2 separate regions of the Mus musculus genome follow, and region 2 is linked to region 1. Evidence: chromatin loops called from intact Hi-C (ENCODE). Cell type or tissue: gastrocnemius. All regions are shown on one strand. Links, peaks and the distances in the headings refer to the core of each region. The heading gives the core; the rest is flanking DNA.

Region 1 (16,451 bases), core at 7,314-9,813:
TTACTACTGTGATGCAGATGGTCACTTTCATCTCATAGATGGAGACAAGATAGCGACGTTAATTAGCAGTTTCCTTAAAGAGCTACTGTTGGAGGTGAGGTGCATTATAGTCACTGAGGGCCTCAGCACCACTGGGTATAGCGAGTTCCTGAGTTTTGTGGCCTGAGAACAAAAACAAGTGGGAGTTGCGGCCATTTCAACATAGGGACATTGGCTGTGACTGTAGTAGAGAGAATATTCTAGATGATTGTATGCATGCTTCTTTTCTTTATACTGGCTTGGCTTTATCATGGAGCTTTGTGAAGTTATATTTTCTTTAAAACTGACAACTCATGCATTAATAAGAAGTCAATCATTACTGTAAAGTATAAAATTATAAACAATAATATCTGACATAATTATTTGTTATTATGACAAGTTTGGTAATGTATTTTTTTCCTCTTTTAGAAATCTCTCTGAACCTAGTATAAAACTGTGGTTGGAAATTTTAATCTGGAAAAGGCTATTAATAATTTACAGAGATCACAGATTATCTTAAAGAGGATTCACATTAAAACAGTGCTTGCAGATATTTTAGACTTTTTTCCTGGTAGTAAATAATTCCATTTAGAATGCCATTTTTTGCCTAAACCAAGCCAGGGCAGAACTGGCAGTTTCTAGTGTGTTACAACTCTCAGAGGTGCCCATGCCTTTGGTGTGAGTTAACCATCACAGTTTCATTCTAGATTGGAGAAAGTGTGAACCTCGGAGTCGTACAGACAGCATATGCAAATGGAAGTTCCACGCGGTACCTTGAAGAAGTTATGAAGGTAGCCATGCTGTTTGGGGTCTTTTCTGAATAGTGTGGTAAGATAATTCCCCAAGGAAAATAATGATATTATAGAGTGATCAGTGAACGAAGCTGAGCCAGAATCCGAGCCACTGTCCAGGTGACAGTGACGAGGATCAAAAGACTCTGACATCTCTGGTGCAAAAGGGAGGGAGGAAGGCTGTCACCTTGGAGCATTTGCCGTAGTATCAAAACCCTGTGAATTCCAAGAGCTTATAATGAATGCAAACCTTCTAAAAGGCTAATTGAGTCACATTTGTAACTCATGGACATGTAAGGGCCTGGAAATACCTCTTTCAAACACAAACCCATTTTTGCCCCTAGAGTTTTTCATTGTGATGATCAAAGACCTGGAACGCACCTTTGGGAGGAAGGGCATAGTCTACCTCCTTGTGAAGGCAGATAGCCCACAATGGGAAAGGTGGAGCAGGAGGAGTGTGAGGCGGCTGGAGACAGGGTCACTCAGGAAGTGAAGGTAGAAAAGTGGGTCCCCCAGTGACTGACTTCCTTCGGCTGGCTTCTGACCTCAAGGCCCATTTGATGTATGATTGTGCTCAGATGAGCCTGACAGAGTTTAGGTAGCAGCGAGAGGATCATTATGAGTAACCCTCTGTTGTGCAGACAGTATGTGTGAAATGAATGTGTCTGCTTGGGTCTTGGATCAGGGGTGGAGAAGGTTTCCTGTCCTTGCAGTAGTCTCCTTAGCACCCTGTCTGACATGTTCATGATCTTGCTTCACAGGCCTATGTCCTTACACTTTGGAGGAGAGCCTTTCTGGGTGCACGGGGAGTTTGCTTCTACTTGTTTTTCCAACATCTGCCACAGAACCAGTCTCTGACCACACTGCCTGCTCAGAGTCTGGGGTTCCTGGACAAGTTGGAAGCTGTTTGGTTTTCTCCATCTCACTAGTGGCTAAATTTTTCGAGCCTTTTGAAAACCACTTTGAATTCCTGTGGGCTCTGGGCAGAGAAGTGAATCAATACAGCAGGTGAAGGACTTCAAGGAATGCCTGGGCCTCTGCTCTCATCTGTAGTCAATCTTCTAAAAAAGTAGAAGTGAAGTTTGCTGTGGGTTTCCTGCAGTTTAAGAGAACAGTAGATGGTCCAAACATCACCAAGGCTGCTGGCTCTGCGCCACTCTAAATACAAGGTTATAGCAGCTTCACTCCAGGGCCTGTCACGGGTTAGTGCTTGGCTCTAGGACACATTCTGGGAAGTGCAGTAATGTGACATGAGTTAGTGTCATTATGTGACCCTCTAGTGTCATCAGCTATGATGACCAGGGCATTCAGCTGGAAATTCCGTTTACACTTCAAAAGCTATTTACTCCTCAACCCGTTTTCCCTTTGGATTAAGTACTTTTGGCCTTTGCCATCCTATGGTTTCTCAAGTAACAAATGCTGACCTTACTTAATATCTGTTTTGTAGTTTTGTTTCTGTTGGTCAGTTTTTCCTAAATCTGTTGGGTCTACCATTCATAGCCTATTCACTGCTGCTAATAAGTCAGGGTTACTTACTACTACTGTCTATGACCAGTCTTGAAAGTCTAACTGGCCTTTTATTGTTCTTTTAATTTTTATTTTTCAAGACAGGGTTTCCTCTGTACAGCCCTGGTTGTATTCTTGGAACTCACTCTGTAGTTGTCCTCTGAGCGAGCACTGGAATCAAAAGTGTGTGTCACCACACCCATCCCCAACTGGCCTTTCTTTTTTTTTTTTTTTCCTCTGAGACAGGCTTTCTCTGTATAGCCCTGGCTGTCCTGGAACTTACTCTGTAGACCAGGCTGGCCTTGAACTCAGAAATCCGCCTGCCTCTGCTTCCCAAGTGCTGGGATTAAAGGTGTGCGCCACCACGCCCGGCTCCAACTGGCCTTTCTTAACTTTCTAAGCCAATAAATAGTTGGCAAGAAATAATCTTCGGACTCTATCTAGCTTGCCATTGTTTATAAAAGTTCTATTGGAATTGAACCACATTGGAATCCTGCATATTTGTTTACATGAGGTCTATGGCTGCCTCCGTACACTTCAGAATGTTTGTGCAAGACCATATAGCATATATAGTGTAGGATATTTACCATCTGGTCCTTCATAGAAAAGGAAAGCAGGCCCTTTCCTCCAGACTGCAGCTAAGGTAACTTCTGAAGACAGGTGATGCTACATCTACTTGCAGGCGTTTTCCGCGTGGCCTCTTTGGCACCAGAGGGAGGGTCCAGATTTTGTTCTTTATTTTTGGAATAATAGATATAATAAGTGTTTGATTTGCCATTGTCTTTCGTTAATGTGTTGTAGGTACCTGTGTATTGCACCAAAACTGGTGTTAAACATTTGCATCACAAGGCTCAAGAGTTTGACATCGGAGTTTATTTTGAAGCGAACGGGCATGGAACAGTAAGTTCTCTTCAAGATGTCAACTGGCCCTGGCTGGCACTTTTCTTGATAATGGAGTTCTAGTTTGTTAAATGTCTAGGTAGGAGTAAACTACATGATCAATGTATACTTTTTGATGCTGTAAAATTTCTTTTTTAAGACTATAATGAAAACAAAACAAAAAAACAAAAATGCTGGGCAGTGGCACACGCCTTTAATCCCAGCACTTGGGAGGCAGAGGCAGGCGGATTTCTTAAGTTCGAGGCCAGCCTGGTCTACAGAGTGAGTTCCAGGACAGCCAGGGCTACACAGAGAAACCCCGTGTCTAAAACCAAACCAAACCAAAACAAAACAAATTAAAACTATAATGATCTTGTATGAAGAATGAGGCTAGGGAGAGCTCAGTTGGGGAAGCAGGCATGAGGTCTGGAGTTTGATAAGTGCTGGGGAGGCAGAGACAGGCACATCCCCGGGGATCACTGACCAATCAAGCTAGCCTAATCAGTGAGCCCTTCTAATGGAAGACCCTGAATCAAAACAGTCCTTGATGACTATCTGAAGGGTCAATCCTGGCCTCAACATGTATATGGTGATGAGTATCTGACCCTGTGTGCTGTACTGAGAAATGCAGTGAACTCTTTCTGATGTTGCTTATCGTATATCATTCTGAGGTACCTGCTGCATATTCAAGATGTGCGTGGAGAACACGGTGAGCTCACATGTCTTAGTTTTTGTCAAGCAGTAGTGCTCTCTGTTAAGTTACTTTTATAATCCATAAACTGTTTCCTTAGTAATACCTTTTGTGCTCTGATTTGATATTGTTGGCAGACATAAGGGTACCATTATCTTTACTTCAGTTTCTCCAGATTCTCTAGGAATGGAAGGTAACCTGGAGTCCGTGACTGACTTCATGTGCTTCCACTGCAGGCACTGTTCAGTGAAGCAGTTGAAGTGAAGATAAAAAGACTAGCCCAAGAACTAGACGATGGAAAAGGAAAAGCAGCCAGGACGCTTGCGAGCATCATCGACTTATTCAACCAGGTCAGAGCTGGTGAGCTGTCTGTGTATGAGTTAACATTAAGACACGAACAAAGAGTTATATAAAACGTGGAAGAGTCCTGGCTTGGTGGTTTGTTTCTAACTGTGTTGTCCACTGTTAAGACTTAGACTAGAAATGGAACATTTTTATATGCCTCCTTTTCTTGATATTTTATTAAGAAAACGTAAGTTCAAGTATACTTAGTAGCTACTGAGTTATATATCTTGTGTGTAGCTATCTTTTCAAAGACAACTTTGGGAAAATTCTATAACATTTACATGTTTGAGCAAGGTACATTTATTTATAAGTCAATGGAAGAGCAACGTCCAAGTCCAGAAAGACAATGGCATCTGAGTGTCTGGTTTGGATTGGCCATTTTATCCATCTTGCTTTATAATCATTGCAGTAATGCAGGAAGCAAGGTCATCATTTCCATTTTACAAATGAAACAAAAGCTAAGAGTTTGGCTCTAACTTCATGTGTATCTTGAACCAAAGGTCATTTTCTCTTAGTGCTGTCAAGAGATCTACTTAAAGTATTTGAATCATAAGCTGTCGGGACTGACCCTTTATCCAGTTTATATGTTTCTCCTGAGTTGGTTTAGTCATCTTACCTGTCATTGTTATCTTCCCTACTGCTGTGTATCTCCTCAGTGCTCATGTTATTTTCTGCTCTCTGGTTCATGCTGCGCAGCTTGGGTTCCGAGGTGGACAGTATTCATATGGGATTTACTTCAGGCTGGTTTATATGCTTTGTTCCCCAATCTTGCAGGCAGCTGGAGATGCTATTTCTGACATGTTGGTGATTGAGGCTATCCTGGCTCTGAAGGGGCTGACTGTACAGCAGTGGGATGCTATTTATGTCGATCTTCCTAACAGACAACTCAAAGTTAAGGTGAAGAGAGTGTGAAACCACCTTTTTGAATGTAGCTGTTCTTCCAGTCTTCCCATGCCAAGTGTGTCCAGAGTGGGTTATATTTCACTATATGTACATTCTACTTAGGAAGTAAGGGCTTATCACAACTGTTTTCCTCACACTTTAAAAAAGAAGTTATTCTATACTCCCACTTTATAGAATGGAAGGGATTATGTGTGAATATGCATCACTTAAAAATATGAACCAATTTAAACAAAATCACAAAAATTATGTAGCCAGCTTAAACAGGTTTCTGCTTTCCTGCTCACTTGTTTTCACATCCAAGTCCACACTATTTTGAGGCAGAACTGAGAACAATAACCTTATCATTTTAACTGAAAATGTTACTTTGGAATTAAGTTTTAGCTTACATTCTTTTTTTGAGACTAGGTCTCCTGCAGCCCCAGGTAGGCCTCAGTCTTTACGTTCCTGGCCGAGGCGTGGAGCAGCAGAACCTGTACGCTAAGGCAGAGAATCCTCTGAACGCATGTCAGATGAGCCCATATTTCTATCAGTCGACACACACTTCAACAGAATTTGATGAGAGAGAATTAGAACTAGGAAAGCCAGAGTTCAGAGCTGAGGATTTGCCTTTCATTTATTTAGGAGATTCCTAGTACAGCTCTCTTATAACTTCTTACAGGGCGTAGAAGTCCTGGGGCCAGACAGTAGTTATTGCTATTATTTTAATGGTAGCCCTGAGACAGTATGTGGAAATGTTCTGTTTGGCTAAAGGTAATTTTTTGTATACTAAAGAAGTTTTAAGTAGTTGTATAAATGTTTAAAGTTACATGGCACCCAGTAGTAGTGGGGCATGCTTTTAATCCCAGCACTCAGGAGGCAGAGGCAGGCGGATCTCTGAGTTCAAAACCAGCCCATTCTATAGAGCAAGTTCCAGGACAGTCATGGATAGAAACTGTCTTGAAAAATGAAAAATAAAACAGGAAATTTTATTATTGCAGTTTCTTCTCACCTGCTCTGGTGTTTCCCTGCTGCACACTGTAGTGTGGCAACCTGAAACGCCAGTCTGTTACTCTCTGGCAAGACTATTTAGAACAGGTTAAGCTTTTGAAAGTGAGTATAACAGAGTAACACATACAGCATATTTTTGCTCAGGTCGCGGACAGGAGAGTTATTAGCACCACGGATGCTGAGAGACAAGCAGTCACTCCACCAGGACTCCAAGAGGCAATCAATGACCTGGTGAAGAAATACACACTTGCCCGAGCTTTTGTACGGCCCTCTGGTACTGAAGACATTGTCCGAGTATATGCAGAAGCCAACTCACAAGTAAGCTGGCATCAATCTATTGAGTTTGAATCAAGGAGGAAGACAGGCGAGGAGAAAACACTATTTGTGTTTGGATCTCACTGTGGCTTTCCCCTCTGGGATCTGTGAATACAGCCCTTTAGTATACGAAGATTGAAAAGTTACTGAGTTCAGTGGGAGGTCCAGTTTATACCCCTTTAATTTGTTCCCAAACAGTGTTCTCTATTGTAGATTCTTGAGGGTGTGTTCTGGCTGTACAGGAATAACTAATAAATCCTTAGTTTAGTCTGACATGTGCTAATTTTAATGTATTATAGATTATTCTTTTTCCTCTTTAGAACTGTAGTTTGTAGAAGCAGCCAGTTTTAGTATGTCCAAATTAACTGAATGCTTGCTTTTTTTTTTTCTGGACTTTGTAATTACTGTTCAAATCTTTCTCTAGATTCTTATTACTCTGTTTCTGCATTTTCATCATTTGTTCTTTATGTATACTGTGGTTGAATGCGGACTCAGGAGATAAACAGTTACTTTTTACATGGCAATGACTATGTGATGTAAATTCTAAGAATTACTTAGGGAGGTTTGGTTTTTAAGTTACTTAATTTTGGAATAACTTATAAACTCAAGAACTGAAAATCTTATTTAGAAGAATCCAGCCCATTTTAAATATGGGCTTTGAACCTTATTACTGAAAGATGAAAAAGAAGTTATTTGAATACTTCTGTGAAACAAAGTCAGGAAGCATCCCCTAGGACAGCCAGGAATGGCTGCAGGCACTGTGTCTCACTTAATTTTACTGTGATTTGCAGGAAAGCGCAGACAGGCTTGCCTATGAAGTGAGTTTGCTGGTGTTCCAGCTGGCTGGAGGCATTGGAGAAAGACCACAACCAACTTTCTGAAGATAAATTTTATATTCTGGAGAAGTGGACTTCTAAAATGTTTCTATAACACTTTATAATATTGGCAGTACTAGGGCATTTGTAATCATGACATCAACATGTCATGCATGTTAATGGATTATTTCTAGATAGGTTTTTAAATGCTACCAGGAAAAAAATGTTTAGAAGCTCAAAATCTTAGACTTGGGAATGAAGCTTACCTCTGATTTTAATCTGTATTAAGTTTTAATAGTTCAAGTGTCATTAATTTTACAGGGTATGAAGTGAATTCATGAAGGGTACTGGGAAATTAAACTTTACTAACTTCTTTGCAGCCCCTTTCGATTGCTTACCTAACCAAGATGTTTTGTAGCACTGACCTACCTGGTTCAAATGGGGAGATTTCGTATGAACCAATTTCCCATGCGGATCTCAATGTGAGGAAGAAATGACTGACTGGTTTGCTTAGCAGCATCAGAACTGGCAGGTGGCCCATCTTTCATTGTACTGGCAGAGCTCTGTGCTGTGCCCACTAGAGTGTGTGGTCCAGGCTTCAGCTACTCTTTAGTGCTCAGCGAAGGGACACAGCTCCATCTGATACCTGAAGCCTCTGACAACCAAGTGACCATTCTGATACTAGGACATTATTAACCACAGAAAGAAGAAAAACAACAATTAACAATTAAATGAGGCTTGAGACCAAGCAGGAAAAAAGAAAACGTGGTGTGTATTTTGCAGGTTTAAGACAACCCAAGACAGTGAAACAATGGACTATATATGCAAATATAGACCTTGTAGGCACCATCATCAGTATGAGCCACCTATATATTTAAACTTGATTCAGGCCACATTCAGACATAAGCTCTTATTTACAAATATTTAAATTAAATACAACCTGAATAATGCTTTGTTACATATACACATATATATATATATAAAAGAAAAAGAAACTATACAACTCAGCAGTGTGTTTTAAGTATTCCATTTAGGCTCTGGAGAACCACTGGTGGTGGTCAAGTCTTTATGACTCCTTCTAGAAAGTCCTTTTCTATCATCTCTTCAATTTTTTGCCTGGCTTTGCTGGAAAAGGCTTTGTGATTCTCCAGTTTCATGTCCTTGTTTGGGAAGGAGTTTGGGTAGAGGACGGGGCTCCCTGAGTGTCCGCCACAGCGGCTTGTGACTTTGCTGTTGAAGACTTGGCTGAGGACATTGAAGAAAGGCAGAAGCTGCTCCATGTTGCGCATGGTGCAGAGCGTCAGCAGCAAGTGCCCTGGCTCCCAGCCCAGTGTCCTCCCCGAGCAGTCTTCCTCTGGGTTTTTCTGCAAAACACAAAAAGGAGTTGTTACTAATAGGTAACGTATGTTATGTGAGAAGTGGAGACAAATGCCAGCATCAAGTCTTCACTGCAGACTTGACGAAGTCCACTGGTTCTGAAGCCTTTTAGCCGCCAATCTAAATGAAAAGTTAACCATGGACTTTCATTATTAACAAATGCTGTCACACAGTTTACCATATTGCCTCTAGTCTCCTAAAAATCAAACCAAATCAAATCAATTTATCCTGAAAGAAAGTAAATGATGCTTACAGCCTTTATAGCTAATTTTGAAATACAAGACAATCATGGTAAAATTACTTTTTATATTCCTATGGAGATTTTTCCTTTAAAAGTGTGACCCTTCCCTCACAGCCCTGAGCTCTTAACCAAGAAAAGCACAGTTTCAGTGGTCTTTTGTTCTTATGTACCTGCCCTCCATACTAAATAACCAAATATCTCCATATGACCATTTCCTCCTCTGACTTCACAAGTCTACAGGTGTGTGCCTTCCTTCCTGTTTACCTGTCATTGCTTTTGCTGCCATATCATATGCATCAATAGCCACCCTCACCTGATGCTTGGCCATCTCCAATCCCTCCAAAATCTTAAAGTCCTCCTCGTCCTGTGGAAGGAAAGAGGAGAACTCATAGCCCCTGTTCGAGTAACAAGTGTGTTTGGCCATGAAGGCCTTGTTTAAAGGGATGGGGATGGGAGATCCTTTCTGGTGCAGATGGCTGCCGTATCTGTGGTCATTGTGGAGGACAGCAGAGGGCACAGGCCTACAGTCGTATGAATGGTCACTGTATCTGCATTTCCTCCTCAAATCCTGTGACAAAAAAGGAATGCTTTTGTCCTTAAGTCCTGGATGGACTTTTGGTCCATAACTTTGTCCTTTTATTTGGCTCCTAAAGAAGCAAGTTCCTCATGTCCTTTAAGTAAAGCTCCTAATTGCTTTCTTCCCTTTTGCTCTGTAGAGAATCGAGTACAGCTTCATTACTGCTGAAACAAATCGTGTGAGTTCACACAGACCTGGTCTCACATGAGCCCTAACTCTATGTACTGTTAAGATTCTGCACTTAGACAGGTATTAACACAGGCCCAATGGTGAAATGCCATTTTCATTTACCCCTCTGCTTCAGGGCCAAGATTGGCCCGAAGGTTAGCCTGATCCTTACTTAATTATAAAGGATTCAAGGCATGTATAAACTACAGAATTTAACTTCTACACTTTATTCATGAGACAGATTTTGGTAATTCTCATTTTCTCTTGATTTCCTTTATATAGATGGTTTTTTAAAAAATGTTTTAGACATTTGTATTTTTGAGTTCTTCCACTAACTTTCTGATTAGTAGTCACATTTAGTAGATGGCTTTATTCTCAGCAGTGTTTCTAAAACTACAGGGAGCAGCAGTAGGGTGGATATGCAAAACTGAAACATGGCATAACAAGAGTTTTATAGAAAATATTAGGAAATATTATTAAAGAAGTCTATCTAGCTAATTCAATTTTGATAAAGTATTTCTGTCAAGTTTATTGAAACTTTATTATGTGTTGATCTTTTCATTTTCTGATTTCCTTTGTTTTTTGTTTTTGTTTTTGGGTTTTTTTTTTTGTTTTTGTTTTTCGAGACAGGGTTTCTCTGGGTAGCCCTGGCTGTCCTGGAACTCACTTTGTAGACAGGCTGGCCTCGAACCCAGAAATCTGCCTGCCTCTGCCTCCCAAGTGCTGGGATTAAAGGCGTGCACCACCACGCCTAGCTTCTGATTTCCTTTTTGAGGCTAATCTGACAGGCTTGTTCTGCAGTCACCCCTGAGCACAGCTCTCGTCAGTTCACATCTGTGTTCATCATGGCATCAACCTGACTCTGAGCACACTAAACTCTCAAGAGTACTTACAAGCACTGGTTCCAGTGGTTTCACTCATTTTGAAAGTAAAAAATTTAAAAATAATATTAATAAAGATTTTCTTTATCTTTTTTAAAATTTGAGTATGACAAACAGATTTCTTAAAAATAAATCTTCAAAACCAAGAACTTATTTTCCAAATAAACTTGATAATGTTCTGAGCTTTACAAGAAACATTTAGTAAATGATTTACAAATGTAACATTTAATGTGGCAATTACTTAGTAAACATTTAGTGACTGACTCATGAATGTAGCATTTACTACTAGCACATTTACAGAATACACAATAAAACAGAAAACAACAATAACATAATAAGAACCCTCCTAAACTTTGGTACCTTTGCCCTCTTCCGAAGAAGTTTTGCTAGTCGAACCACATATGGCTTAAATTCTCGCTGATGTATGCCCTGCCTTCTGACTTCTAAGCCCGAGTCATCTGAAGCTTCAGGAATAAAGGCCCATCGGTACCTACCAGTGGGAGAAGGCTTATATTAGTAACACAACACACACTGTGTCATCAAAGATAAGCTACATCATTTAGTACAAAGACCATGGCCCCACTACATGCAAACTTAAGAGCCAGCTGAGCCAGGCTTTACTCAGTAAAAGCAGAATTCATTATTTGAAGCTGAGTGGTGGTAGCATATGCCTTTAATCCCAGCCCTCGGGGAGGGGGCAGAAGCAGGGGATCTCTATGAGTTCAAGGCCAGCCTGCTCTACAAATAGAGTTCCAGGACAGCCAGGGCTACACAGAGAAACGTTGGCTGAAAAAAAACCAACCAACCAAACAAACAAAAACAACAACAACAAAAACCCCAAAACAAAACCGACTGTCCCAGCGTTATATGATAATAGGACAACTTGTAATGCACTCACCACCATTTTACTCATTAGCAAAACCAGTTTTAAAAAAGTTTCCTCTTTCCCTAATAGACAGAATATATTGTGTTGCTGCAGTGACTACCTCAAGCTTGCAGTCCGCCTGCCTCAGTCTCTTGCTGACTGGTAGTCAGGCTACTCAGAAGGAAACTGCTGTCTGCACTACAACAAAGTTGATTATTCCGGCATGTAAAAATATACTAGAAGGAAGACTTTCCTTTACAGGAACCGTCAGGGCTGCTAGGCTCTTGTACTGTATGTATCCTTCCAGAGAGTCTATGCATAGAAAAGCACATATTTTTGGACTCAACCCTCTGATTTTCAGAAACAAACTGCTACCAAAGTCACAAGGGTTGTGGGTGCTTGCCTGGCATGCTGAAGATCCTGGACTCCATCCCCAGCACTAAGACAACTCCACCAAAAAATAAAAGCAGGCACAAATGCTGTTTGAACTATCTTGGAGCTTTTTATTTATTATGCTTTCTTCCACACTACACAGCGAAGATAAACTTTCTAAAATGCAAGCCTAATAATATCACTTAATCTGTTAAATGCTTCAGTGGATTCACATTATCTTAGGTTACATCTATGCTCTTTTTTTTACGATGCTTTACATAGTAGAGTCCCTTTGTAGCCCCTCCTTTCACACGAACGCCAGCAGGACAGATCTTTTAACACCTCAGACAGATCAGCCCCAGTCCTGCCTGTCTTCAGAGTGAGCATCTAGCTCTGTACCATCTCTGCTTACAACTCCTTCCTGGACTTGTTCTGAACCTCAAAGTCGGCAGCAATCTTATGCTTTCCTCATAACTTCCTTCATGTGTTTGGCTCTGTCCCCTCCACTGACCTTATAGCTTCTGAGGCTGCACCCCACTGCCCCACTTCTAGGTGGGAACATATCCACAGCAACCATTAGTGCTAATAACTGCTGCTCCACTCTTTCCAATGCAGAAAGGTTTTAGTGGAAACTTATGAATACTTCAACCTACACAAAAAACTTTAGGTTGTACATCAGTGACCAAATGTATTTTGAAAAATACCCATTTAATAGCCTTGCTTTTACTTACATCTGAAACTGAGGAAGATTTTCAGAGGGCAATGCCAGAGCCAAATCCAAAAACTTGCAAGCAGAGAGATAGAGGTTTAACCACCTCTGGCTGTTATATGATGTGGAGAAGCCATTACCTCCAGTATAGGTTGTCTCCAGACCAGCAGCAGACGGCCCTGACGTCCTGTAACCAGACAGTGCTGTCATCAGAACCTTTGGCTCACAGGAGTCCTGGAAATGCTAAAGATTAACTTGTCTGTTCCAAAGCCACACTGATGAGCAGGAATCAGTGATCACAACTACACTGTATTTTGAAACGTTACTCTTCAGGCACTATATATATCCTGTTTATGAGGCAGAGTTTCTCATTAGCTTGGAGCTTACCAAGTAGGCTAGGTTGGCTGGGCAGTAAGTCCCAGTAACCAGCTTCGTCCAGTTCTTCAGACATGACTGCAAATGCACGAACCACTGCCACCTTTTTCTGTTTTCATTCTCTGGGTAAGAATTTTTGGCTCTACACACACACACACACACACACACACACACACACACACACACACACACACACCATATACATCTCTGGTGTTTGTAGGAGTCAAAAGAGGTTACTGGATCCCCTGGAACTGGAGTGACAGATAGCTGTGACTGGCATGTGCGTGCTGGGAACTGAACCCTGGTCTTCAGCAAGAGCACATGAGTTCTTAACTGCTCAGTCATCTCTCCAGCAAGCACACCTACACATTTACATGTGTTCAGGGATAGAACTCAGGTCCTCACACATGGCAAGTATTACACACTGAGCTAGCTACTGTACACTCAACTGGGAACATTCTGGAAGATCTATAGATACCTTGGTCACAGGTTACCTGCCATACTGATTTTATTATGTATCCCAAGTTTTAGAGACTAGATCTAAACTTCCAAAACTAACATGACTAATGTAGTTGAAATAACACTAAATTATATTAAGTGGATTCTTTGTGTAGAGGCTGACAGCCATAAATAGTGATAATCTATTATGTTTCCTGACTAAAGACAATTATATTCAAACTTAAATAATGGAAATATTCATTTTGTAAAGATTTTATTTTATTTTATGTGTATGGGAGTTGTGCCGGCATTTCTATCTGTGCACCATGTGTCAATTCCCTTGGAACTGTAGGTACAGACAATCCCATGTGGGTGATGGGAATTGAACCAGCTCCTCTGAGAGAGTTGTCAGCACTCTTCACCACTGAGCCATCTCTCTAGCCCCAAATAATGGAAGTGTGTGGATAGTGGGGTGCCTGAACTCTCCTGAGTAACTTCAGGCAACTTGAGCACACATTACCGTGAAATATCTTCATCAGCAGTGAGCTCCTGCTCCATCAGTAAGAACACCTGCACCTGGAGACAGGGAAGGAAATGGTCCCGTTCAATTGGCTGTGTCATTGTTTCTCACCATATCTTTGGTGGAAGTGGGGCTTGGGAGGGTTTACTTTAGGAAGTCTGCCCAATCTCCGATGTGAGCTTAACTGGGAAGTATGCTGTACTTGAAGTGGAGTATATGCCTTGCATCAGACTAGTGCTACAGATCAACTGTCTCTCAGCAGGGCTATGATTGCAGGGGCCATTAGTCTCGTTGGCTTCGACAAAGCCAAAAAATGTGCCAAAGAGAGCAAGCATTAAACTGGATGAGCCATGTAAGGCTCACAGGCAGTTGGTTACCTACACAACTCGAGGCATGAGATACTTAGGCGCATGGAATCTGACTTGTTTTTATTATTTTCAATTTAGACACTGCCATGATAATATTGAGTTTAGTTTTCACCTAAAAAACGTTTGGTAATTAGTCACACTGTTTTTCAGTTTATATTTATAACCTCATAAAACTAACTCACAAGTTCTGTGATCATGGTAGGCCAGAGTGAGGTGAGGTGTTGTGGAGACATTCTTAAAAGTAACACTCTGAAAAACAGGAACACTTGAGAGTGAAGGGTCGGCACCTGGGGCAAACGGAGACTCTCAACCAATCTCTCTGAAAGAAACACAGCGTATTTTCAATGCCTAAGTAATTCCAATTATTATAAAACTTAATGTCTAGTCCAGACAGAAAAACCTCCAATCTTTTGCAGGCTGCTTCTTTCATTAGAAGTTAAGGAGTGTACGAATCTAATAGAAAATCAAGAATTTTCTTATTAGATTCAGTAGATTCTATGATATGGCAACTATAGACAGAATAGGAAAGTGGTACTGGTCCATGAATTATATTTTGAATAAAGATTAAATGTAGACATGAAGGAGCCAGGCATGGGATCCCAGGACTTGGGAGGCTGGTAAAGCAAGATCAAGTGCTGGAAGCCAGCCTGTACTATATAATGACACCTGGTCTCAAACCCAACCCAAGCAAGCAAGCAAGCAAGCAGCCCGACTCACAGAAGACTCTGTTCTATACCTGAAATTAGGTAAACAGAGTCAACAGAATCACTTTCATGTGAGCCCTTGGGTTCTTGAGGTTAGAGGCTGCACAGCAATCCCTGAGTTTGGTGATGGGTGAAGGTATTTGGTGGCTCAGAGTGATGTATCCTTTGGACACAGTCATGAAAGTTTTCAAAACAAACACAAAACAAGATTTTTTTCCCTCCTAGTTTTATGTTTCTTACATTGTATTAAAACTTTGATTGAATTGGTACTTAGCTATAAAAACTCTGTTATTGTCATTTTAAGTTCTAGGATATCAAAAGATCAAGTATTCCTCAAGGGATTTTCCCACCTATCCTATGGAAATAATCTATGTTTTCAATTGTTTGTGGAAGAGTGATTTAAAGAGCAGTCATGACTTTACTTGGAAATCTAAGCATGTCAGATGTAGTTGTGTGTAGACAAGAGATGGCCTGGTGACAGCTGGTTTCACTGTCAACTTGAATGGAGTAAGGAATGCTTAGAGCTGTGTGTCTGTGACTCCATGACATAAATTGTACCATCATGTTCTGTTTGCATTTGTTGAAAGTGGATTCCGAGAACAAGTTCTGAGACTCCACTATGTTTATTTCATGTTTCCTTCAAAATTCCCTGTTCTGGGACAGGCTGAGTACCCAACTCTATGACACAGACAAAAGAGATAGCAGACAGGAAAGGGTGTTAAACCACACCATGTCCTTGGGCACAGCTAGAAAGTAGACGATGTGCAACAGGAGTTACTGTTGTTTATACCAATGTATAAAATGTCCCTGTTGGAATGAGAGACTGGAAGCTCAGCCATGAAGAGTCAGTTCTCCCTCTGACCACTTTTCAGTGGGAGCTGTTGCATGGTTTCCCTAGTCATTCCTGATGGATGCTGTTGCAGTTGCGTGATTTGATGTTACTATTGTTGTTAGTTTACCTAGCTGGGTTCTTCAGTGGTCTCTGCTAGATGCTGCAAGGGTCAGAGGATATTTTGCTGCCCATCTGCTGTGTTTATCTACTGCTTGCAATTTGTTCTACCTGTCCTTGCTGCATATTTAATAAACTCACTCATTTGAAAACCAAAGTACAGCTACTGTAGACCATTCTCTAGAAATAACAGAATGGGCTTCCAGAAAATAATAACATAGGGTCAGTGACAAAGGCAAGATCTGTCCTTAACGTGTGTGTGTGTGTGTGTGTGTGTGTGTGTGTGTGTGTGTGTTTTAATGAAAAAGCAGTGTGTGCTGTGGCTGCCTTTTTTTCTTTTTCTTTCAGCAAGTATTGCTGTTGCAACTTTTTAACATTAGATTCCAGTTTCTTTGGCCTTTCCTTTTTCTTTTTGTTCCTTTACTTAGAAGCTACCTGGGGTTTATTTTTGTATGGTATAGGAAAGAATCTCTCTTATTTCCTGGAGTAAATTAGTACTCTCTATTTTGTTTTTAACTATTTTAAGTAAATTGATAAAGAAAATCAACTGCCTAGAGGTGCTATCCTTTCTCATTTTCAAAGACCCATAGAATGTATTCATAATATAGAGCTTACTCTATTTGCAAACTCAGAAGAAATCAGAAAAGACTGACTGTG
Region 2 (16,451 bases), core at 5,505-8,004, 59 kb after region 1:
AGTGACCTTTTATTCTAGTAAGAGGCTGTGGAGAGAGGACAGGCAAAGCACTCAGACAAAGGTTGAAGATGATGTGCATGTAGTTAATGCTCTATGGCCTAAGTGTACACAGTGTCTCACACTGGAGTCACCTCTGAGACAGTGGTACTTACTACTTAGGATTCGTTGGTGACTGTGAAGTTTTGGAATTTTGTCATAATTTTGATGATTATTCTTTTTAATAAACTAACTAAGTATAATCATGGAAATTTATAAGAGGAAAAAAATCCTGTTAAAGTGAACAGGACTTTATGGATAGCTGGTTCAATTAATAGGCTTCTGAAATTTGCTCAAAAAATTCGTGATTAGTATTCCCTCCACCTGGGTTGATCACCACCACCACCACCACCATCATCATCATCATCATCATTGTGGTGGTGGTGGTGGGGTGTGTGTATACTGTGCCCTTGTAGGCCAGGAGAAGGTACTGGATCCCTTGGAGCTTGAGTTACAGATGGTGCTCAGCTACCTGATGCAGGTGCTGGTAACCAAACCCTGGTCCTTTAGAAGAGCAGCTGATGCTCTTATGCACAGAGCCACCTTTCTGGCACAATTTCTATTTTTTTATTGTTTATACATAAATGTTTAGTTTCTTCATATAATTTGAGATTATACATAGCAAATCTCTTTTTGTTTTCTTCTTTTTGTCAATTATAAGCATGCTCATTAATTACCTACCAAGAAGCCATGCATAAAGTCTTCGGTTCAAGGACATATCCCTCCTTAGTACTACATGAAGGGCTGCTGACAAGATCCTGATCATATCTGGTCGAGTGGCCTGAAAAGAATTATATTATAGTAGTTATATTTCAGTATAATCCTGGTTTTACTCTTTTAGAAGGAAGAATGCCTTGACGTCTGCTCTGAACATCAGTGTCAGGTGTGGATATGTAACATTGCTTTACCTAAACTTTCAAATACAGGAGCTATTATTTCTAATTTACATTTGAGGAGACGGGAAGAACAGTAACAAGACTCTTGGTTTCTTTTTGGGTGGCATCAAAGAGCAAGTCTGGGTCCAAGCTCCCTAAGCAGGAAAGGATGGCACCGAGCGTCCACTTGATTTTCTGTTCTTTCTGCTTCTGTTTTCCACTTTAGCTTTATAGCTGACACTACAGCTCACTTACTTTAGAACCATGTTTAAAGTTTTTGTTTGTTTTGTTTTGTTTTTAGCTTTCCACCAACAGTAAAATCTGACACAAAAGAGTTTGATAAAGAGGACAAATAGCAGGAAGTCATCTATGTGCCTTAGCTATTCAGCAGTGTCAATGGGCTCTAAAGTCTTCAGGATGCTGCTCACATCAATTCAGTTCATTTTTTTTTAAATTCTAACATGGGAAAAACACAAACAAAACCCAAAGAGTCCCTTTGTTCTATTCATAACTTCAATTTTTTCCGCCAGATTTTTCTTCTAGCTTTAACTTGATGTTTAAAAATGACTAAAGATCCTATTTCATAAGATGTAAAGTTAAAAAAAGATGAGAAGTAGCTAATAAATCTGTTATTAACTTTAAAAATATCAGTCGGGGCCTCAGTGAGTTAAAACCCTTGTCATGCAAACCCGATGACCTGAGTTGAAGCCTAGGCTTCTAGTGAAGGGAAGAACCCACTCCTAGAGTTGCCTTCTGATCTCCATATGTGCAACTGAAGAGCAAGCGTGCGAGTGTGCACGCACACATGCACAAACTACATACAAATTAAAAAAATATCACTAGGTAATAACTTAAATATCAAATCTTGAAATCATAAAAACTGACCTATAAAACTATTCTATACCAAGGGACCTGAGAGCTATCAGTGGCCAGTAGCTCCAGATCTAGGGTTGGGACTCTGGATCCAGCTCCTCTCTCTGCAGGTGTTAGCACTGAGTTTCTGGGAAAGGAGAGCCAGTTTCTTTTAAGGAAGGCTTGGTAGGTCAACCCCACTTCAGAGCAAGGCAACACATCAGGAGTATGTGCAGTACAAACTGGACTGAATGGGCTTAAAATAAAAGATGACACAAAGCTGTATGGGTTGGGAAGGGAGTAGGATCTGGGAGGGGTTGAGGACATGAATATAATAAAAATGCATTGTATGAAATTCTCAACTAGTAAAAATAAAAAAAAAACAACAAAAATGATCTATGCCTCATAAGGCGCTAAAGCACAGTCAAATGGAAATGCGTGGGCACTGCCTCATCTGGATGCAGAGTGACATCTCCTGAGTCACAATGCGGCTTCTCTGTACAATCTTCCCCATTAGAGGACAGGGCATCCACAGATGACACATCATGCCCACTCTGTCAGTAAGCTAGACAATGTGTCAAGTGTGATAGTGAAAACTAGTTATCTAACAAAGAAAACACCATAAGACTGTCTAGATGTATTTCCTTTTTCTTTTGCTGAGTTGACTGCTCCTGATATGTAAGAAGCAAGTTAAACCACTGGAGTAACTGTATGAAAAGCAGCTGAGTAGAGCATCCATTATATTTATTATAATCTTTGTATTTTTGCTTCCATGTTCTTGGAGTACAATAAAGACACCACCAACGAAAGAAAGTAAGTTGATGATACAGCACAGTGGTAGATGAGCTTGCAGGAGACCCTGGACTCAATTCCGTCCATAGACAAAAAGGAAAGTAGGAAGGAACGCTGGCTAGCTTCCCAGGTCTTTTAAAAGAATGATATTGAAATTTGAGCTTGTTACTCAAGGTACACTTTTCAGTCCACGAATTTTACTATTTTGTCTACTAAAATTGTAAGCACACATCATGTGCTTTTGCTGCAAATGTAGGTTGGTTGTCTAGTGTTTAAAACAGAACAGCTTTTAAAAAACCAAGAGTATAATTTTTGTTAAACGATATTTTTAGTTTATATACCTTGGGTTACACCTAACATTAAATATGATCTTTTGAATTTTGGCATTTAGTAGTCATTCATTTAAACAGAAACAATATGGCTATATATAATAATATTGGTAATTCCAAAAGAAAATTAAATTATGAAAGACTGTGTGTGTTGAAGTTACACTGCTTCCAGACACTGGGCTAAAATCTTTGCAGTGTCAACATTTTTTAAGCTTCACATATATGAACTGTATTTATATCTGTTTCCCCTTCCTCCAAGTCCTCCCATGTCCCACCTCCTCCTTTTCCAACTCATATCTTCTTCATCATTAGTTATTATAATGAATAAATAAATAAATAAATACAACCTTTTGAGTCCACTTTGTGTTGTTACAAGCATATACATTTTTAGGGCTGACCCTCAGTACAGAGAAACCAATTGGGGAGTCATTCCAGGGAAAAACTGATTCTACCTCTCTCAGCAGTCATTAACTGCCTATAGCTCTTCATCTAGAAGTAGTGCTTTGTGAGATTTCATCCACGTTAGCATGTCAACTGAAGTGCTACGTCAGGTCTTGTTTAGGCAGGCATGTTGTTGAAAGGTCATGGGTACAGCTTCGCTGTCATATCTAGAAGACACAGTCTTGAAGTGGATGTCCTGATCCTCAAGCTCTCAGAGTCTTTTTGTCCCCTCTTTCATGATGTTCCATAAGCCTTGGGTGTAGGCTGTGTTAGTCTGTATTAGTTCGCTGCATTTGACCAGTTTGGAGGGGTGAGAGCTACAGGCTGTGCCACTTATGAACAGCCTGAGGGGTGAAGATGTTGCAGGCAGGCTAGGTTCCAGTGACTCACCAGCCTTGACCCATGTCCAGAAGTGGGTTCTAGGTTAAGGCAGACTGGATGCTGATGGTGTGAATGGGTTGAAGTCAGGCAGCTAACCAGACTGGGCAGGTGCACAGGATGTGCAATCTGGATTAAATCCCAGGGTTGGGAACAGTACAGGGAGAACTGATCAGACCGGACCCCCAACAAACGATGGACAACTAGGACCAAGCCTAGAGGTTCAGTCCCTAAATTTTTTTTTTACTGACAAAGTGTTATGGTTTGGGGCTGGGGAGATGGGTAATAGGTGCTTGCTGCCAACCCTGATAAGTTACATAATCTACATAAATGTTGACAAAGACAATCCTGCAACTTGTCCTTTTACCTCCATGTAAGTGCTGTGGACACACACGCAGACACAAAATAAAGTAAAATAAAATAATAAAGTTACTGGTTTTAAAATGCTATGGCTTAGATCAGAAACACCTGGCTCCAGGCTCACATTTTCCTTTGAGGGACATGGTGGAGGTGGGTGAGTGGGAGCTGGACTTAGAATGCACAGCTGCTGCAGCAAGTTCCCACTGACAGAGATCGCTCTTCTGCTGCCATCCCTTCCTTGTTACGACTGAAATCTCTGTGAAAGAGTAAGCTAAAATAAACCACCTTTAAGGTGTTTCATGTCAGGTAACAGTGATAAGAAAAAGTTATAGGTATAAGAGGTATTAGGAACAAATATGATTGTTTAGTTGAATATGGTGAAGTGGGTCTGTATACAGAAAATCTTTCCAATTGAGTATACCAGCATTTCCTACATAACCAAACTTGATGTTGCAAAATCATGTATGAATAAAAGTACCAGCTAGACTAGCAGACCATAACAGAACATAACACTCAAAGTTGATTTATTTTTACATATTACAATTAGCTATTAAGATCTAACTTTGGTGTATCAAAGAAGAGTTTTACTTATTAGCAGAAAATATTAATGACTTTGATTTTCCAACTGCGTATCAACCAAAATGCAGACATGAGCTTTCATTTTTATGCTTTTGTGCCAGTTATTTAAAGAGATTGATAAAAGTATGAAGATAAGATAACTCAATTATTTTGAGATTAATCAATAGAGTATTTTTAAAATTACATGATAAATATCATTAGTACTAACTTACATCTGGAAAATGTTTAGCCTCTGAGTATTTTTGAAGTATGCAATAGCATCAAGCAACCAAGTCTGAGAACTCCTATGGTGTATCTCCTCACTAACAGTCGTGGGTTATAAGCACTGTCCCTAAACCCTGGAAGCACCAATGCCTCCCCACCTTACCTGAGGAGAGAACTCAGATAGGAAAGAATAGGGGAAGTGGTGAAGGTTACAAACTTCAATTCCAGGAGGGAATCTACTACCTCACAGTAAGCACAGTAATGAGCTGAGCTGAAAGTGTTGTCGCCGTGGAACCTAAGAATGTGACGTAATGCATAAGTGAGTCATGTGTTCTAAAATGGGTTTTCTCTCTGTCTCCAAGAAAAAAAGTCCACACTTTTTGTTGCTACAGATTGAACCCAGGACCTGATGCCTCTACCACTGGGCTACTCCCCAGTTAAGACACTTTTTTTCTTCCTTTTTGGACACAAAGTCTCCTCCTGCCTTAGCTTCCTCAATGCTGGAACTACAGGTATGTAACACCAACACACATGGCTAAGAAGTCATTCTTAAATACATTACCACACATTTTGCAGTGTTGAAGATCTCTATAATCTCAACTAACGCTTAAGGAGCTGAAGGGGTCTGCAACCCTATAGGAGGAACAACAATATCAACTAACCAGTACCCCAGAGCTTGTGACTCTAGCGGCATATGTAGCAGAAGATGGCCTAGTCGGCCATCATTGGGAGGAGAGGCCCTTGGTCTTGTGAAGATTCTATGCCCCAGTACAAGGGAATGCCAGGGCCAGGAATCAGGAGTGTGTGGGTTGGGGAGCAGGGCGGCAGGGGCGGCAGGGGGCGGCGGGGGGGGGGGGGGTTGGGGGGAAGAGTATAGGGGACTGTGAGACTTCACACACTGCTGCTCTCTTGAAACAGCACAGGAGGGCTGGGAAGGCTGGGCAGCAGGAACAGGGACATAGGGAAGTACAGAGAAGGTGTAGTTTTAATCAGTGACCGAGTGAGATTCCAAACTAAGTTCGTATCAATTGAAGCCTAGGATTTAACTCGGATGCTGTGGAGGAGCCTCTCAGTGGAGGGCTTACTAACATGGAACGTTTGTTTCAACAGGAGAAAGGTCAATATCAAAAATCAATATGGAATGATCTCCTAAGGGCCTGGCAGTCAAGTTCAGCTTGTTACACACATTTCTTTGACTTACTTTTTGTTCTTTATAAGACTTTAACAATGTTAAAAACAACAACAACAACAACAACAAAAGCCTCCCCAAAACTCACCTTAGGTCCATTTGGCCACTCCTAAGCTACAGCTTTGTAGCTGAATTTTCCCAATACAGAAAATGTGTGAATCCAGAAGGCAGAAGAAAGGACCATAGTTAAGAGTGGGGGAGGCTCAAAATAGAAACTGGAAGTGTCTCAATCAGTGACAATGTACTCAATGAACTATAAAAGGCTTCAATTATTATTTATTCAAATTAAATGAAGTAATAAAAGATTTATTAGCAAAGTTGTTAAAAAAAAACCTTTGCCAGTTATAATGTGAAGTTGCTAATCTCTCAACTAGCAGCCATTATGAAAACAACAAAGTCCTTTCTGTTAATTGTATTTTAGAAATAATTTTTTTTGAGACAGAATCTCATTATGTAGCCCTGACTGTCTTGGAACTCTCTATAGACTGGGCTGTCCTGGAACTCACAGAGATCTGTCTGTCTCTGCTTCTTGAGTGCTGAGATTACAGGTATCCACTACTATGGCATGGAATAAATTTAATTTTCACAGCAGATTTCTTTTAATTAAGGAGATTGATTAAATTAAATCCCAGTAAGGAAACACTTCATTAGAAATTTGTCAGGTCAGTAGATTTTATCTGTAGTGAAATCAGTAACAAGTGGCATAGACACTAAATATTTGGTTCTCAAACAGTGCCTAACTCCCCTAAAGTTCTGGCATGTATGCTGGAGTCACCAAAGCAAGATAAGGTGCCATCAGACAACTTATCAGCTAGCTGACTCTAAGGCCGGGGTCTCAAGACTGGGCTTATTTAGAATTAGCAATGAGCACCCCCTGCTTTTTAAAGTTTAAAAATGGTTTGAAACATAAAGTAATCTGCTTCAGTTACTATATTCTTATCAAATAGCTCAGTAGTTTTCTTTACAATATTCATGATTTCCACTTCACCAAAAAGGAATCTGTTTTCTGTATAACGACAATACTTTAATATGGTACCTTTAAAACAACTGCACGTTGAGGACATTATTAGTATCAAGTTTTACCTGACTCATATGGAATGGGAAACAGAAGAGGATGAGGTCCAGCGTGCTTCTCTGTACAAGTACACTCGAGTCCTGCACTGAAGTGCTTACTGCTTCTACCTGAAATAAGAAAGCCTTTAGCATCCTGGGAAATGTTGCCCTGGTATTTTCATCTAAGACAGAGACAATATACCTGTGCTAATCCCAGAGCTCTACAACATACAAATGTTAATGCCAGTGTCAATGACTTCTTACCCGGTGCCCCACTTCATGCCTACACAGCATGTTTGTGCAAATGCTGTGTGGCAGCTTTACTCACACTTGCACCAAGTGGGATACAAGTCAAGTGCCTGTTGACTGATGAAAGAAACACCATACTGTGGCATTATCAACAAGAGAATATGAAGCAGCATAAAGCAGCCAACCAATGACACCACACACAGAAGCGTGGGCTAATCGCAAGTGGGTCATGAACTGTGAATAAACCACACCCACTGTATGATTCAGCATACATTAACAGTCTGGATGTAATGAAACTAAAATCAGAAAACAGACCAACATTTTCAAGGATGTGAACACAGGACAGGAACGACCACAGGGGTCTAGTGATTTGGGGGTAATATAATTTTTTGAGTCTTTTTTATAGTAGTGGTTAGGAGACTGATGGCAAATTGGTACAACCACTCTGGAAATCAATCTGGTGCTTTTTCAGAAAATGGGAAATAGTTCTACCTGAAGACCCAGCTATATCTCTCTTGGGCATATACCCAAAAGATGCTCCACCATACCACAAGGAAACATGCTCTACTATGTTCATAGCAGCTTTATTTGTAATAGCTAGAATCTAGAAGCAACCTAGATGTCCCTCAGTTGAAGAATGGATACAGAAATGAGGTTCATTTACAAAATGGAATACTATTCAGCTATTAAAAATGAGGACATCATAAATTTTGCAGGCAAATGGATAGGACTAGAACTTTCATCCTGAGTGAGGTAACCCAGACCCAAAAGGACATGCATGGTATTTACTCACTGATAAGTGGATACTAGCCAAAAGGTACAGAATACCACAGATCCTAAGAAGCTAAATTAGAAAGAAGGCCTAAATGAGGATGCTTCAATCCCACTTAGAAGGGGGAAACAAAATAATCACAGAAGACAGAAGGAAGGAGGGACCTAGGTAGTAGAGGGGCAGCGGAAGTGGAAAGGGGGGCAGGATCAGGTATTGGGGGGCGGGGGGAGACAGGAGAGAAGCACACAAGGCCAGGAGAATGAATGGAAATCTGCAGCTGCCGGGGATAGGGAGTACAGGGAGCCTATAGAATGTCCCAGAGGCTGGGATGTGAGAGGCCCCAGGACTCTACTGGGATGACCTTAGTGCCCAACAGCGGGCAGTTGGAACCTAAAGAGACCAACTCCAGCAGATAGACAGGGCCCCCAGTGGAGGGATGGGGTCACTAACTCACCTTCAAAATTTTTGACCCAGAATTGTTCCTGTCTAAAAGAAATGCGGGGGGGGGGGGGAGTGGAGGCAGTATTTGGAATGTAAATTAATAAAATAATTAATTAAAAATTCATATATGTAAGATGGCTCAATTTTAGCAAATGGAAGTATTATTTAACTAATTCTAACCAAAGTTGTACATTAAATATCAGTTATTTTCATAATCTGGAAAACAAGATTAATAAAAAAATAGAACTTTTAAAAATGTCCTGCGGCTAGAGAGATGGTTCAGTGGTTAAGACACTGACTACTCTTCCAGAGGTCCTGCGTTCAATTCCCAGCAACCACATGGTGGCTCACAACCATCTGTAATGGGATCTGATGCCCTCCTTTTGATGTGTCTGAAGAGAGTGACAATGTACTCATATAAATAAAACTAAAAATTAAAAAAAAACAAGAAAATGAATTCCTTGCCCATTTTAAGACTAAAGCATCCTATATTGATTTCCTCCTGTTATCAATTTTAAAATTAAGAAGAATATAAGAACACAGTCAGTGTCTATTTTTTTTTCAGGATTCAGCTATATTATTTTGTCTAAATTACATCTTTTTTAATAAGGAAAAGTAAGACTGGAGAGAAGGTTCACTTTGGGATTATTATAATAAATGTAGCTATGGTAACAGTGCTCTATTAGTAAACAAGACAGGAATAATTAAAATCATGGATTTGCTTGGATGAAAGGTCACAGGTATAGACAATAATGCCTTTTCCATGAAGAATTAATCCTTAGAAACATTAATAGTTATTCAGTATTTCGGTGTTGGTTTTCTTTGATGAGAATAGAAATGTTGAGTCTGGAATGTCTGGCTCTAGAGAAACACTTGTAGCATGTCAACCCACCATGAGCTCAATGTCGCTGCCAATTATATACAGCTGATCTTCCATTGAAAGTTTCCTGTTCAGATGGGCCAGAACATATGTGATTCCAGGTAAGCGCACAGCAGGACTGGTGAGCAGACTGCCCCATAGGGCACTGTAGAATGCAGACTGCTCTACAGCCGCAGCAACCTTTTCCAGCAGGGTGTTTGTTCTGGAGCACACAACAGAAGGAAGGGTATAAGAAAGGAAGCATTCAGGGTCAGAGAAAAGCAATCAACCATTATTCTCTTCCAAAATAGTTTACAGCATCCACAGCACAGTTGCCAGCTCCACCCTGCAAACAAGTGAGTGAGTCTTGAAGCATACACTTCCTATTCAGAGGACAGGGTACAAGTCTTGCTTCTGCTGTGTATTAGCTGGATAAATCTAATCCTTCCAACTCAGTCTCCATCTGTAAAATGGAGAGAACAGCACTCAGCACCTGCCTACCTCACTGGCTTAAGTACAGTAAGTAATAAAGCAACATATTTAGTTAATCGATCTTAGCATATCTACGCTGACTTCCTACAAAACCTTCAGATATTTCCAGATATCTCTTTCTGCCATCATAGCATGTAATTTACAATAACATAATAGAATTGGATCTATGACAAAAGTCAAAGTAAGGTCATCAGTGGAACAAAATAAACAATTCAATATACAGAAGTCTATTATATTAAAGTATAATATAGCAAAGTCACATGACTTCAGTTGGTGATTTAATAGTCACATTAATCTTAGGCCTCAATGTATCTATGCATTAAAATAACACATTTATGAGCATTTTTATAGTATTTATAAGGAATATGTAACAAAGCATAAATAGGGCACTACTACCAGAAAGATGATTATATAATTCCTATTTTAAATTTTAATTAGAACTAGTAGAATTAAATGCTACTATTCTGTACTTCCCTTAAGAGTATAATTTAAAACTTATTTCTAAACTAAATGAACTACTTTTATATTATGCTTCTAAAAGTATAAGCAAATAGGTAAATTAATAAAAAGCAAACAATATGAGCCCTAGACATGTTTCCAGGGTAAAGGCACTTGCCATGGAAGCCTGTAGGGCAGACTTCCATCCCTGGAGCCCACATAAGGTGGTCTGCAGCCTCCATTCACATCAGGTACACAGAGACCATGATAATAATAATGACAATAAAGGAAAAAATTTAGAACAGCAAATTATGCTATTAAGTTTTGACTGTATTTTTTCCTTTTCAATATAGCCTATAAGTATAATACAATATTTTCAGAATTAGATTCTTATAGTGTTGTGGAAATAATTGGAATATATTAATTGGTCAGTGTACTTGATTAAATTATTAAAGTTTACATTATTATGTCTACTCACAAATTAAATTTAGCATTTCCTATTTTTGCCAGCTAAACTCAATTTCTTTCTTCTTTCTTTCTGTAACAACATAAGGGCACCACACATTGTCTATAGCCATTAGCTCTTAAGAACAATAGGCTCCAAAACAGAATAGATCCTTTCCTTTAACACGTCACATCAAGTATTACAGCAAAAGCTAGTGAAAAGCAGTGCACTTGCGCCAGGCAATTTTCTCCCATTAGAAGGTTAAACACTATTGTCACAGGGACCCACTTCACACTATTCATTATTTATTAATCTGTTATGTCATTATTTTAAACTACGGGTCATACGTTTCGAGTGACTTACATGTGCTAAGCGCTGGACTGTTTTGATTACTTCAGCAACATATAAACAGGTATTATTTTTCATTTAAAGATGAAGAAAGGGAACACAGTTAGAAAACATTAAAATGTGTTCTTAAGCTTAAATTAGATACTTTGTAACAGTTTTTAATGCTCTTGAAATCTTATATGTATGCCTGTTTTGTCTGAATGTGTATCTGTGTTCCACTTCACTGCCTGCTGCCTGTGGAAGTCAGAAAAGGATGCTAAATCCCCTGAAACTGGAGTTTCAGATGGCTGTGAACCTCCAAGGGAGTGCTGAGACTCTAACTCAGGTCCTCTGGTAGAGCAAGTACTCTTAACCCCTGAATCATCACTCTAGCTCCAATAATTTTTTCTTAATTTTTATTTTTTAATGTGTACATGGCTGCTTTGTCTGCATGTATGTATGCAATACTATGTGAATGCCAGGCAGGCCAAAAGAGGGCATCAGATTCTATGGAACTAGAGTTATAGATAGCTGTGAACTGCCACTTGAGCACTAGGAATCCAAACTAGGGTTTTTGTAAGAGTAGCCAATATTCTTAACTGCCGAGCCATATCTTCAGTCCCATGCTACTGAAATCTTAATGTGTTATGTTGCTACAACTAGAATAATTACTTTTGTGATGTTAAAGCACAGTTAAGGATGGCTCTGACCAACTCATAATTTGTAATATCAAAGAGGACCAAATACGATTACCTCTCATAATACTCCGACCCTTCTTCTAAGCCAGGAAGGATACCAGTCAGCAACCCCTGGAGACCAGGTTTCAGGGTTTTCCCCAAGGGCAAGTAGTACATCTCATACAAACCGAGCAGTGCTGGCTTCACAGACATAGCAGCATTGGCAAGAAGAGGAAACAACCCAGAACTGTTAAAAATGAAAGATATAAAACAGCACCAACATTAATTCATATGCAAGTATATCATATATTCTGATGAAACAGGTTACAGCAAGTGATTAAAATATTATCTATTAATGACTTCTACATCCGTTAAACTAAGCCAGTTCTCTCACCTGAGTTTCATACACACAAGCTTCCTAGCTGTTTCACAAACACCTTATATTCCACAGTTCTAAACAAGAATTCTCGGAAGTCTGCTCTTCCTCCTCCAGAACTAGTACTTTAAAATGATATCTATTATTAGCTGGCCAAAAGCTATATATCTATCTAGAAGTGATGTTTGCATCTATTGTAAAAATGTCTCCTTCGAGACTCATGTATAGTGTGGTGCGTGCCCCGTACTCAGGAGGCAGAGGAAAGTGGATCTCTCGGCTAGCCTGATCTACACAGTAAGTTCCATCATAGTCAGGGTTATGTATCGAGACCCTGTCTCTAACCATTGACCACTGGCTGTGTTCTCTCTTCAGGTTTGTAGCTAATTCCTGAGTAAATTCTTCCCATCTCATCCACGTAATTACTAGCAGAGATTACCATATTTTCATCACCTTGTCCTAACAATTAGAATTCAAAACTCCTATGAAGTTATAACTTTCATTAATAATGTGTCATAGATTTCCTGCCAACAGTTTTGAACATTTCTACCTTGTGGCTACTGCATACACTGTACAACCCGTGTGCACTGACTCTTTTCATTCTTGTAGTACTAACCCAGCCATTCTGTTCCTTTGAGAACCCTCCATGCCCTCTGTAGACTCCAAGCCCTTGCCTGCCCTGTGCACAGACACAGTCCTTACACTCTTACTTACAAATGGTACACTGGAGGATCCTTAAGCATTCAGCTTTCAATTTATGTCAGGTCCTTAATGAAATGACACTAACCTGCTAACTAGATTAGGATTATAGCCCTATTTGATTTCCTAAAGTAGTAACTAGTGCCATATTAGAATATTTATTACTAGGATTGAACTATTTGTGAGGGTTGGAAACAGGAGATCACAGCTGACAGTATTTCTATATTTAAGACCCTTGTGCCATGTTTTGCACTCAGGTAGTATTTTGAAGATGAACGGAGACTCACAGACCACTCCTCATTTTATATAGGAAGTAGAAGTCATGTACAATTGAGTAGTTTTCTACCCAAAATTTTAGGAACACTGTGACCTGAAGATGTAGTCACACTCTGTCTTTGTGAAACTGCCTTTTGTGTGCCTAGGGTCATGTCCTGCCTTTACCAAGAGCTAGCCTCACTGACAACTCTGTCTGCAATTTCCGTCTTTCTGCTCTCTGCAGAAATCTTTGCTTCCAACCTAATGCACTAAAAACAAACAAACAAACAAAAAACAAAAATAACTTTTGTTCTTGTCATGGTATTTTAGGATTCAGAAATCAGTTTCTCTGAGAGATATGTGAATCTGTCTCATTAGAGTATGTCCCTCATGTCATCATGCTATAGACTTTAAGTATGCATGGTGTGGACATGTTTGCTCAACAAGACAACAGAAAGTGAGAACATGAGCAGTTCCAGAACCAAGGGAGCCCTAAGAAATGGCAGACATTGAGTTGGGGTGGAAGAGAAGAGGGTGGTAAAACACAATAAAAAAGATTAAAGAAAATGCCATTTCAGAGAAGCCAAAGGAAAGAATGGTCAAAGGATGGTTTATGACGTTAAAGCTACTGAGAAACAAAGTCTTTTCCCACCTAGGCTACCTTCCAACCTTAAAAAGATATAATGCCTTATTAGTGTCAACAATTTTGAATGAAAACTTTTATGAATGCTAAGAAATAAAACACAATTTGAGAAAGGCTTTACTTTTTTCTAAAGCACTTAATTCAAATATTTGACATTTATATAAGAAACAGTTTTTCAAATTTTTAATTTTATTGTAGAAAGGTTAAACAGTATAGACATATATACAAATATATATTGAGAGAGTCTTACTATGCAGTCTTGGCTGGTCTGGAACTAGTTATGTAGACCAGGCTGCCCTTACTCATAGATATCTGCCTACCCCTGCCTCCTGCGTATAACCGAGACTGAAGACATGTACCACCCCACTTAGCTTAAAATATATTTTTATATTGTACATAATTAATAAAATTACTCTTACCTATATAAAAAGAGATCTTTGGCAAGTCGCTTAGGGCCAATGATTTTGAAGATGATTTCATAGGTTTCAAGTGCTTTCCGATGAACCCCACCTGGTAATGCTGGGTGCAGACATTGAGCTAGGCGTTTGCCTATGGTCAGTTTTTTGGGTACTACCTGGTACTTGGCATTATTTTGTAAAACCTTGAAGAAAATAATTTTAGTGAAACTGAGAAAAATGTCTCATTTTATTACTATTTCTTTATAAAAATTATTATAGAAAAATTTTGAAACTTTATCAGTATATATTTGAAATTAAAAAAAGAAATTAAAAAGGATTCCACTGTTAAAAATATAACTATCACATGTTAACAGAAATATGTATTTTTAATGAAAGAATAATTTGTATAAAATGTGTAGAGAATAAAGGCACAGATGAGAGAGAGAAAGAAACTGACTGTCAAAGGCAATATAGTAGAAATGTCAGCACTAGAGTAGTCAGTCATTAAATTTATATCAAAATATATTTTGACTACAAAACAGTTTTTGACTACATACACACACACACACACACACACACACATATATGTATATATGAAAAAAATATATGTGTGTGTGTGTGTGCGCGTGCCTACATATTCTTGCCACTCTCTCTCTCTGCCTGCATAGGTTGTCTTACCATGCTTTAAATTAGTTTCATCTATAATCTTAGCATCTTATTTTTTGTTATTTGGATAAAATAAAATGTTTTTACTAACACCGATTAATGTATAAAAAGCTAATTATATTCTTAATTAGTCTAAATCATGCCCTCATGCCCATAATTCAAAGAATTACTGTTGAAAATAGTTCAAAATGGGACTCTCAGCAATCTTTCAGCAAGACAGAAATCCTAGCTTCCAGAAATGAAGTCATATTTCTCGAGCTATTAGAGAGAGGAAGGTTTCAAAGCTCACATGGTAAATGCTGAAAGTACCTGTGCGACCCAGAAGCTTGTGTAGGACATTTTAAGGTAAACCCTTGGCATGGTGGAAATGAAAGTCTTTTTTCTTATACTAACAGAGTAATGATCTTGCAGTCTATTTTCCTTGCTGAGAATGTTAAGATTTCTTTCCTAGCAATGACACAGAAGCTGTCTGATGTTAAAAGTTACTGTGAATGTATTCTTCTTCTATCTATCCTTTTTCAATTATTTAGAAGCATCCCTAATTACTAAGAACAATAATCATATCAAAAGTATGTGTGTGAAGGGAAAAAAAAGTTTGAAATTAGAACAAAATTGGGTCAAAACAGGAAGCTGAGGGTTGATCAGTGGCCCTTCTGTAAGAACTTGACTAACAGCCAACTGTGGAAGAAGGCTCATTCCAAGTCAAGTTCTAAGGCTTAGGGACTATATTTAAAACTACCTTTGTAAACAGTGCTGGCTTGTAATTAGGCTTGCCTAGGCATAACGTGTGTCTTGTTGCAGCACTCACACCATTAGGAAAGGGAACTGCAGTTATTACTTTCCACTTACAGCTTTTTGTTTTGGTGCCAGGAACTCTAGAACTTTATCTGATGCTCAATTACAAAAACTTACTCTCACAGTATCACACATACTTCCCAGTCTGGTGCTTTTACAGGTACTACTACTACTATTACCCCCACCACCACCAATTGCACCTTTTAAGTGCTATTGTTTCTTTGGATGGGAACTGCTGAAGTGTTAGTAATATGCCATTTATGAAAGTTGAGGTTCAGCTACATTTTATAGTCTTTACGTCAAGATTTACCTAATCTTGTGTACACAGGCATAAACAGATTTGTGATTTTCACTCCTTTTACTAAGTGGATAATGGATAAGGAAAAGCATACCTTGTTGAGTTTTCCAAGTGCTGAGATCAAGTCTGCCCATTCACTGGAGTATTCAAAATTCTTTAGTGCTTTGTCAATGGCAGCTACATAGTTTCTGTATTTGGAGTCACTCAATAACTCTAGCTCTTCTGTGTTCATTCTCCCACCGTGTTCTACTAGACACCAGTTCCAAAGTCATGCAAAATCATTCCCTATGAGACATTCCAGAGAAACCAGGTTACAAAGTAAAGTATAGAAGTGGGTTCATAAAGTCTCATTACAAAAAACAAATGACTAATTTTACAGATTCTTTAACAGAAGCACCCAAAATTTTAGTCAATGTACTGGGTAATATAATATTCAAAGTGGAAAACAGGCATTTAAATTTTTTAGGCACATAAAAAGAAAAGTTTTAATTACTTCATGTTATTTCTGCCACATTGTTGATAAAATCCTGTATATA

The links. Hi-C counts contacts between places; a loop is a spot of excess contacts. Peaks named below come from ENCODE experiments on the same cell type or tissue, not always from the same donor. Only the 100,000 strongest peaks of a DNase experiment are listed, where the experiment ranks them.
Region 2: a loop joins it to region 1, with 2.0 times the contacts of the local background. A loop is called at or near these places in 6 of 42 quality-filtered maps.

The regions. Positions count from the first base shown.
Region 1 is chr9:86,546,179-86,562,629 of GRCm38, reverse strand. It overlaps Dop1a (DOP1 leucine zipper like protein A), which reads right to left. Exons shown (of 39, transcript NM_177208.3): 35 at 14,324-14,460; 36 at 13,774-13,829; 37 at 12,463-12,627; 38 at 10,855-10,984; 39 at 6,824-8,614. The coding sequence ends at 8,309. Pgm3 (phosphoglucomutase 3) reads left to right here. Exons shown (of 13, transcript NM_028352.4): 7 at 1-94; 8 at 726-809; 9 at 3,117-3,215; 10 at 4,122-4,235; 11 at 5,005-5,127; 12 at 6,265-6,438; 13 at 7,227-10,154. The coding sequence ends at 7,316. Among named protein-coding and RNA genes, the nearest start is that of Pgm3, 17 kb to the left of the region's middle. In gastrocnemius, for the core only: no CTCF peak of the experiment used is centred there; DNase peaks (open chromatin) are centred at 7,795 and 8,562.
Region 2 is chr9:86,485,162-86,501,612 of GRCm38, reverse strand. Dop1a (DOP1 leucine zipper like protein A) reads right to left here. Exons shown (of 39, transcript NM_177208.3): 3 at 16,010-16,200; 4 at 14,178-14,359; 5 at 11,865-12,035; 6 at 9,443-9,632; 7 at 7,119-7,217; 8 at 718-817. The coding sequence starts at 16,147. Among named protein-coding and RNA genes, the nearest start is that of Dop1a, 26 kb to the right of the region's middle. In gastrocnemius, for the core only: no CTCF peak of the experiment used is centred there; no DNase peak of the experiment used is centred there.